2 separate regions of the Homo sapiens genome follow, and region 2 is linked to region 1. Evidence: chromatin loops called from intact Hi-C (ENCODE). Cell type or tissue: IMR-90. All regions are shown on one strand. Each heading gives the region's core, and the rest is flanking DNA. Links, peaks and the distances in the headings are about the cores only.

Region 1 (4,404 bases), core at 198-4,197:
CCCAGACTGCAGGTCATAAAGTGTCTGTGTGATTATGATGTTGAACACAGCATGGGAGCGGCTGCTTTCTTCGTTCATGTTGGTAGCAGCTACCGTTCGAGACTTATTTCCCTCAGACATCAATGACTCAATATCCTAGGGGCAAAGCATAAGGAAAAGACCATAAGCAAAAACACAAGAATGTAGTCCTGCACACCAGGTATATGTATTAATTATGATTCCTCTGATGCCTTTGTCACCACCCTTCCATAGAAACCTCCCTGCCGCTCCTCCATTGAGCATGGTTTGAGCTTCCACCTCACTCAAGACTTTGTAATGTATGAAATGTTTCCCTAATTCTTTCCATTTCCCAATTGTCTTCTTTCTCAGTTGAGTCCCTATTTTCTCCTTTTTGGGTTCCTGGGATAGCTAATATTTATTGAGCACTCCGATAATCAATAATAGCAGTGACTTGATTTAACTCTTACTCTCCTGTGCTTACCAACCCGCTGATGCCTGCCTGTCTGCCTCCCTCCTCCAATACTGTGGCTCCCTGATGGCAGGGTTTTTTCCTTATTCCACTTTGTACACTTGCTCCTAGAATGCCTAGAGCCTATGGGATCTTATGAAATATTTGCTAAATGAACTTTATTTTCTTGCTTTTACATACAAGGATGCTGAAGTTCGTGGAGGTCAAGCAACTTTCCCCAAATCCAGTAAGAGGTAGAGCTGGGATGCAAATAGAGCACCCTGGCTCCTACTAGTAAGTGACAGGATAACATCAACACTTACCTCAACCACACTGAGCTAAGAACCAGGGACCTCAGTGAAGGAGCTGAGTTAGCACCTTTAGACCAAAAAAGTATCCATTCATTTCAGAATCGAAACCTTTTTAAAATGATCACTGTGCTCTATTTCCGATTAGAGCAATTCTATATATACCTTGATTTAAATGGCTGGAGAGAATCACTGCACAGATTAGTTTTAGCCATACTAAGTCTGGGGTGATAATGGGCCAGCCACATCCCACAAACAGCACAAAGTAAGTGCAGGGATTTGCTTGTTTCTCTGTGCATTCACTCATTCATTCACATCCTTTAGCAACAGAGATAGCAGTTTGTGTTATGAGATTTCCAAAGCAATCACTATAGAAATAGAAGCAGAATCTTGAGTCAGATCTTAACAAGGCATATAAGTCAAAGAGTAAATAAAGTAAAACAGGCCGGTCAATGGCAAGAGGAGTGATTCAGAAAAACAGGAGAGCCAGAAGTGACAGAAACCAAGGCAGGAGACCCTGCCAAAAAGAAAGGGCTGTACTAACTGCCAAATACTGTTTAGAATACCACATGTCTAGAAGGATGTCACTGGCATCATTGGGAGAACAGTTTTAACAGAGTAGTATTAGTGAAAATATGCAGCAACCTGAAAACACTGGGCCTCCCGGCCATACTGTAAAACCTTCACAACAAAGCAGCTTGAAGAGTGTGATTAAAAGCCCTTTTCCTCTCTGTTTGCGGTGTGCTGATACTGGGTTTCTGAGGCCCTGAGTAGTATCATTCTGCTATAAAGCATCCACATAAAATATACTCAGTATCACTTACATACTTTGATTTATAGTCAGCTTTTAATCACATTTTAAAAAAAATGACTTACCTCAAAACTAGTGACAGCTAGTTGAGATAAACCATCTACATATGGTCCCAAAACTTTATGTTCTCGAACTTTAAGAGACTGTCTACTCCTGCGGGAGGGAGGAAAAAGGAATAAATGAATCACACCAAAGCTGGAAGCTTTTCTTTCTCTTTAAGTACACAGTAACTAAGATAACAATTTCAAAAGAATTTTTAAATGACTCCTCCCCCCAACAAATCTAAAAGCTACTTTATTTGGATTAGCAAAACAATGTTTAACATGAGAAATGTGTTTTATGCTCTGATTTCTATTTAAAGTATGTTACTATTTTAAACATTCTATCTCTAGTCACAAACCTTCCTGGGTTAGGCTGTCAGTTATACTTTGGGGAGGATTGGGGGAAAAAGGGAACCAAAAAACATGCCAGATCAAATCAACCTTTCGGCTATTTCATAAATAAGCATATTCTCAGCAGATAATGTCTTAAAATGGTATTTATTTTTTGAGACAGGGTCTCACTCTGTCGCCCAGGCTAGAGTGCAGTAGCATGACCCCGGCTTACTATAGCCTCAACCTCCCGCCCAGGTGATTCTCCTACCTCAGTCACCCACGCAGCTGGGACTACAGGCCCATGCCACTATGCCTGGCTAGTTTTTATATTTTTTGTAGAGATGTGGCTTCACTATTCTGCCCAAGCTGGTCCTGAATTTCTAGGCTCAAGCAATCCTCCAGCCTCAGCCTCCCAAAATGCTGGGATTGCAGATGTGAGCCACCACCGCCCAGTCAAAATTTTTGAATTACTAGTAGACAGTATTAAAACATTTAAACTCTACTTCAAGTCTGCATTGGTTTATGCTACTTCTATGCTTACACTATTTTATACAGAAAGTGAGATTATAGTACAGAGTTTGTTTATAATTACTGACGTTTGTACTATATTTAGAATTGGTTCTGCTAATGAAAATTTTAAAGCTCTTTTGAATTTTTAAATGATAAACCTGGTTTGGAACCCATTTCAACAGTTTATCAAAAGACAATGGAGATTAAAAGCAAAGCTATGTATATACTGACCATATTGTGCACACCATCTTTTTCAGGGCATCACATATTAATCATCTTTCAAATTAAGAGTCATTGCTTAGCATCACCAATATATGGGAAAAAGGAGCTAAGAAGCATCACTGAATGCATCCCAAAGTCCTGGCATTGTTCCCTGAAGCACTTTTCAGTTATGCCGTTTCATTTCATAACATCCCTACAAAGTAGGCTTTACCACCTTTATTTTAAAGACGAAGAATTCAATGTGACAGTGAGCTACTTAGATGCACACGATCCAGTACACAGCTTACTCTGCTTGCCAGAGATTCTATAATGCTATTCAGCAGCAAGAAAAAGCAAACCTAGCATTATACCAAGTGCCTGTGATGGTGTCCAGTATCTGAAATTCTTGTACACTGCTGGTGGGGGTGGAAATTGGTACAACCACTTTGGATAACAGTTTGCGCAATTAAATAAAATTGGAGATTCAGTATTTTGTGACTTACAATTCCACCCCTAGATGTGTTACCTAGAAACTCCTGCACCTACCTATACAGCAGGAAACCTGTATAACAATGCTTTCAGAGCAGCACTCTATTGATAAAAGCAGGAACCACACAAAAGACAGAGAAAGTGATGAATTATTGATGTAACCATGCAATGAAATGCTAAGACAACAGTAAAAATGTATTAGCACTTCATATATAAGAATAAATGAATCACGGTGGGGGGAACAAATCACCAAAGAACACATATATTATGATGTCATACAAAGTTAAAAATTATGCAAAATTATTTGTAAATGCTAAAGAAGAGGAAGAGAATGCTAAACACAAAATTCACAATAGTAGTTACCTTGGGGAGGGGTAGAAAATGGATCCAAGGGGAACGTATAGTGAGCTTCACAATTATTGGTCATGTTCCATTTATTTATTTATTTATTTATTTAATTTTAGCTAGAGTACTTTTGACTAAGTCATGTTCCATTTATTAAGCCAATGTAGGTAGGCAGTTGTTTTTATTACTCTTTATGCCTTACAGGTGTTATAAATGTTATTTTGTATGCATTAAATAGTTAACAGCTTCTTAAGAGTAAATATAAACATTTTCTTTGATTGGGTCACTTCCTTGTCACTCATAATTTTGGTCAAAATGCACCAAAGTGTAACAGTGGTTATTATTATTGAGATGCAGTCTCACTCTACTGCCCAGGCTGGAATGTGGTGGCATGATCTTGGCTCACTGCAACCTCTGTCTCCTGGGTTCAAGCAATTCTCCTGCCTCAGCCACCTGAGTAGCTGGGATTACAGGTGCCCAGCACCACGCCCAGCTAATTTTTCTATTTTAGTAGAGACGGTGTTTCACCATGTTGACCAGGCTGGTCTCGAACTCCTGACCTCAAGTGATCCACCCACCTTGGCCTCCCAAAATGTTGGAATTACAGGCATGAGCCACTACACCTGGCCTTAGTGATTATTTTTGAATGGTGAGATTATAGGTCATTTTTATTTCTTCTTACACCTTACCTATTTTTCAAATTTTCCATAAATAGATACTAGTTTTAAATCAGTATAATTTTTTTTTTTTTTTTTTTTTTTTTTTGAGCTGGAGTCTCCCTCTGTTCCCCAGGCTGGAGTGCAGTGGCGTGATCTCAACTCACTGCAACCTCTGCCTCCTGGGTTCAAGTGATTCTCCTGCAGCCTCTCAAGAAGCTGGGATTACAGATGCCCATCGCCACACCTGGGTAATTTTTGT
Region 2 (4,404 bases), core at 176-4,175, 390 kb after region 1:
GTACAGGCTCTAGCAGCAAGCTGCCTGGTTTCAAATTCCAGCCCCAGTACATCTCTGGGCCCTTGTCTCATTTACAAAACAAAAGAAACAATAGTTCCTATGGTTTTATGGGGAGTAGATACATTAACAGATGAAAAGTATTTTTGGTAGTACCTGGCAAATAGTAAACACTAAATATTAACTATTATTACTGAGTGCTTCCTTTTGCAGAATGAGAAATTCTTTGATTATGCAAATATAATTTCCTCCAATAACTTAAACTTTCTAAGTGTTTTCAAAAAGCAGGGTGCAGTGGCTCAATCCTGTAATCCCAACACTTTAGGAGGCTGAGATGGGAGGATCACTTGAGGCCAGAGGTTCAAGACCAGCCTGGGCAAAATCAGAAGACCCTATCTCTAAAAAACTAATTTTCTTTTTTTTAAAAGCAGGGCAGATACACAGACTGGAAATTATAAACACAGTGAGACAAACTCAATAACAACTGTATTAACTAGCCATGATATATCGCACTTACTTCACTACATTATAGTAGATACGACATGGCCCGCAAACATCTATAGTAATACGTCATGTCATTTATACAGAATTTCATTTATCTTTAGCAACCAGCTGTAAATTCTTCTGTGACAAAGTTAAGGTAGGAATTTGGTAAAGTCTCTTTTTTAGATTAATGCTGAGTTAAGAAATCATGAAAGCTGAACAGTAAAACTACTAATGAATTTGTATCTTGTGCTTTAGTCCTGCAGGTTTTCATCACTTCGGCTGCCCTGAAGGTTATTAGGTATAGGAGGAATAGGTCTCTGGAAAATGGGGGCATCTCAAAGGACATACCTTGGTATTAGGACACAATGGACAATTTTTGTCTGTCAAGGTAAATATGGGTAACCAGAATTTGGAGGTAACAGAAAAAAACACAGGGAGAGCTGACAAGGCAAGTTAAACAATGTCCCCTTTAATTTTACATGAACTTTCAAATCTTCATTACTTTCATTCCTCCCCTGTACTTAGGAAAACCCCACTCATGATTCTAAACCTAGCTTAACAATTACCTCCTCTAAATCTTTCACAATACCATCAATTTGATTAATCCATACTCTCAAAGTACTTGGCCTGCAATTCATTATCCCTACTTTATGGAAGGTATTGTGAAGCTGTAAGAACAAGGGTGTTACAGCCAAACATCCTGATTCCTGAGCACCTGTATATGTTTTTGAAGCTCCAGAGGTGACTCATCTAGCTATACCACATAAAATGAAAAGCACATTTATGGACTAGATTTGTCACCAAGACTTTTCTTTGAAGTGCCAGATAGTAAATATTTTCAGCTTTCCCGGCTACATATAATCTTTGTTGCATATTCATTTTTTTAAACAATCATTTAAAAATGGAAAAACCATTCTGAGCTTGAGGGCTGTATAAAAACAGGCTGTAGGCTGGACTTGGCATACAGGCTACACTGCCTGCTGATTCCTAGATTTTGAATTATTGGAGCTATATACAGTAAAGGCAGGAACCAGACAAAGCAATCAACAGGACAATTCCTCCAATTATCAAGTTTTTAATAGCTTTTAGTTTTAAGTTCTGATAAGCACAAGTGGATTTATACTCATTAACTTTCTTAAAGCTATTGCTTAAAATCAAATTTTGATCTAAATCAGGAATTCTAGAGAGAACTCTGAAGATAGAAGTACATAAACAAGAAGCTTTAGAAAGAATAGGAAGCCATGCACGGTGGCTCAACCCCGTAATCCCAGCACTTTGGGAGGCCAGGAGTTCGAGACCAGCCTGGCAACATCGTGAAACCCCGTCTCTACAAAAAATTAGTCAGGCGTGGTGGCATGCACCTGTGGACCCAGCTACTAGGGTGGCTGTGCCACGAGAATTGCTGAACCTGGGAGGTGGAGGTGGCAGTGAGTATCGATCGTGCCACTGTACCCCAGCCTGGGCAACAAAGCAAGACTCTGTCTCAAAAAAGAAGAAAGAATAATACGGCAGTCTCCCTTTATCTATGGTTTCTCTTTCTGCATGTGGTTTCAACTACCTGTTGTCAACCATAGTCTGAAAATATTAAATGGAAAATTCCAGAAGTAAACAACTCATAAATTTAAAATTGCATGCTGTTCTGAGTAGTGTGATGAAATCTCATGTCATCCTGCTCACTCCTGCCCGGGATGTGAATCATCCCTTTGTCCAGCATATCCACACTGTAGATGCTCCCAGAACCTTGGCCCATTAGTCACTAGCAGCCATCTTGGTTATCCTATCAACTGTTGCAGTATCATTGTGCTTGTGCCCAAGTACCCTTATGTGACTTAATAATGGCCCCAAAGCCCAGAAGTAGTAATGTTGGCAATTCAAACATGCCAAAGAGAAGCCATAAAGTGGGTTCTTTTAAGTGAAAGCTCTTTACTCAAGGAAAGAAAAAAATCATATGTTGAGGTTTCTAAGATCTATAGTAAGAACAAATCTTCTATATGTGAAATTGTGAAGGGAAAAGAACTTTGTGCTGGCTCTGCTGTCAAACCTCAAACTGCGAAAGTTATGGCCACAGTGCAGGATAAGTGCTTAGTTATGATGAAAAAGGCATAATTTGAGGGTGGGAAACGTGAACAGAAACATGTCCCAAATGACAGCAATCGGGCTTGGCATGATCTGCAGTTTCAGGCATACACTGGGGGTCTTGAAATGTACTCCGTTCAGGTAAGAGGTGACTACTGTGAAGAGAAAGCACTAAAAAAGGTTTCTTATATATTTATTATAACCTCAAATACAAAAATGAGGAGACATACCTCACCTCTCATGGAGTCAAGACTAAATGAGATGCAAGATGTGAAAGCACATGGTATATACACTTTGAATAGTTTCTTCCTTGCAGTTGCTAATAAATGCTTACTGAGTGGTACTTCCTGGAAGACCAGAGGACGTGTCTCATTTTTTTTTTCTCCCACTTAGTAAAATGCTCAGGTATAGAATAAGATAATCATTTTGAATGAGTGAGAATAATGAACCTACCACCAAACATATTAGTCACACAACAATGCCCAGCTTCATGGGTTCTCTATAGCATGGGTTCAACCTACATTACCTTAGTTTCATCTCTCATTGCTCTACTTCTGGGCACACAACTCTAACCACGAGTTAGTCAAAGGCACCCTGCCTTCCCTGTTCCTTATCTTTGTTCACACGTACAACTTTCCTCTCCATTCCCAAGGTCAACTTGAATTGGTAGTACTTCCACTTCTACCCAAAGCCTTTCCTCAAGAGGCATGAAGATTTTCCTTCTTTAGAAATCCTATAATGCTAAGTATCAAATGGCATTTGCTTGGAAAATATCTTCTGTAACCCTAACAGCATTTAGCATACTCCCAATTCACTGACTTGAGCAATCAAAAAGTGGTTACCTCAGAAATCAAAAGCCAGTGGGCAACAGAGCAAGAACCTCTCTCTACAAAAAATTTAAAAATTGCTAGCCACTTGGTGGCAGGATCACTTGAACCCTGGAGTTCAAGGCTGCAGTGAGCCATGATCTCACCACTGTACTCCAGCCTGGGCAACAGAGTAAGACGTACGACTCTGTCTCAAAAATAAGTGAAGTACTGACCCCCATTTTAAGTCTCTTTCAAAATATCTTGAAAACTTTAGTGATTATAATAAAAATTATATGGCATTGAGGAAATAATGTTGAAAATACTCACAATGGTTAACATCTTGTTATTTAACCTAAGTGGAGACAAGACTGAGTCTTTTAACAAAATGGGGGGAAAATTAGGTTAAGTTTTTTTAAAAAAAGAATAAAGAAAAAGCTGATTTCCAAATTGTCATGAGATTTAAAGATTCGAGTTTGCTACTTCTCTATATGCTGAGTGGTTCAATCAGGACCATCAACTATTTCAGATGTTCTAAAGGGGAACAAATAAAAATGAACAGCTGCCATTAATGTCAGATAGTACAATGTACTATAACCTAAATTTTTAAAGGATCAGTAATACAGAAGTTTCAAAAACGTGAAGGGGATTCTCCCTGTCTCTGATAACCATGAAGGTACAGAATCAGAGGAATGACATAAGCACTTTTTGAAGGAAGGCAAAAAAAATCTTGGGAAAGCAAGGCTTACCTATGATTTATAGGCAGCAGGGCTCTTGAAGGAGGGTCTCCAAAAAAGACGCCTGTCACAGAGCCAGAATTCTGTCCTCACAGCAGAAAGGTTGTACTGGGTGAACAGATGAACAAAATAAAAATTAGCTTAAAATACACTATTCTTTCAACAATTTGGCTGAGAAAACTCAGAATGCCAAGAGGAAAGAATGTGCAAGTCTAGTTATATTTCACAGAAGATTATGAAAGCAAGTTTAAATGGGTTTTAGTATGGTGATTATTCAATTCTGCCTTCCAACGAAAGGTTTA

Evidence for each region. A loop is a pair of places that touch in the nucleus more often than their neighbours do. Peaks named below come from ENCODE experiments on the same cell type or tissue, not always from the same donor. Only the 100,000 strongest peaks of a DNase experiment are listed, where the experiment ranks them.
Region 2: a loop joins it to region 1, with 2.0 times the contacts of the local background. A loop is called at or near these places in 2 of 110 quality-filtered maps.

What each region holds. Positions count from the first base shown.
Region 1 is chr6:17,850,323-17,854,726 of GRCh38, forward strand. KIF13A (kinesin family member 13A) reads right to left here. Exons shown (of 39, transcript NM_022113.6): 7 at 1,633-1,720; 8 at 1-135. It overlaps LOC105374953 (a long non-coding RNA gene), which reads left to right and starts at 112. Exons shown (of 3, transcript XR_001744007.2): 1 at 112-199; 2 at 653-742; 3 at 2,709-3,217. In IMR-90, for the core only: no CTCF peak of the experiment used is centred there; a DNase peak (open chromatin) is centred at 1,789; H3K27ac peaks cover 389 bases.
Region 2 is chr6:18,240,394-18,244,797 of GRCh38, forward strand. All of the region lies in intron 7 of DEK (DEK proto-oncogene), which reads right to left. Among named protein-coding and RNA genes, the nearest start is that of DEK, 22 kb to the right of the region's middle. RefSeq lists an enhancer at 2,045-2,339. In IMR-90, for the core only: no CTCF peak of the experiment used is centred there; a DNase peak (open chromatin) is centred at 2,208; H3K27ac peaks cover 399 bases.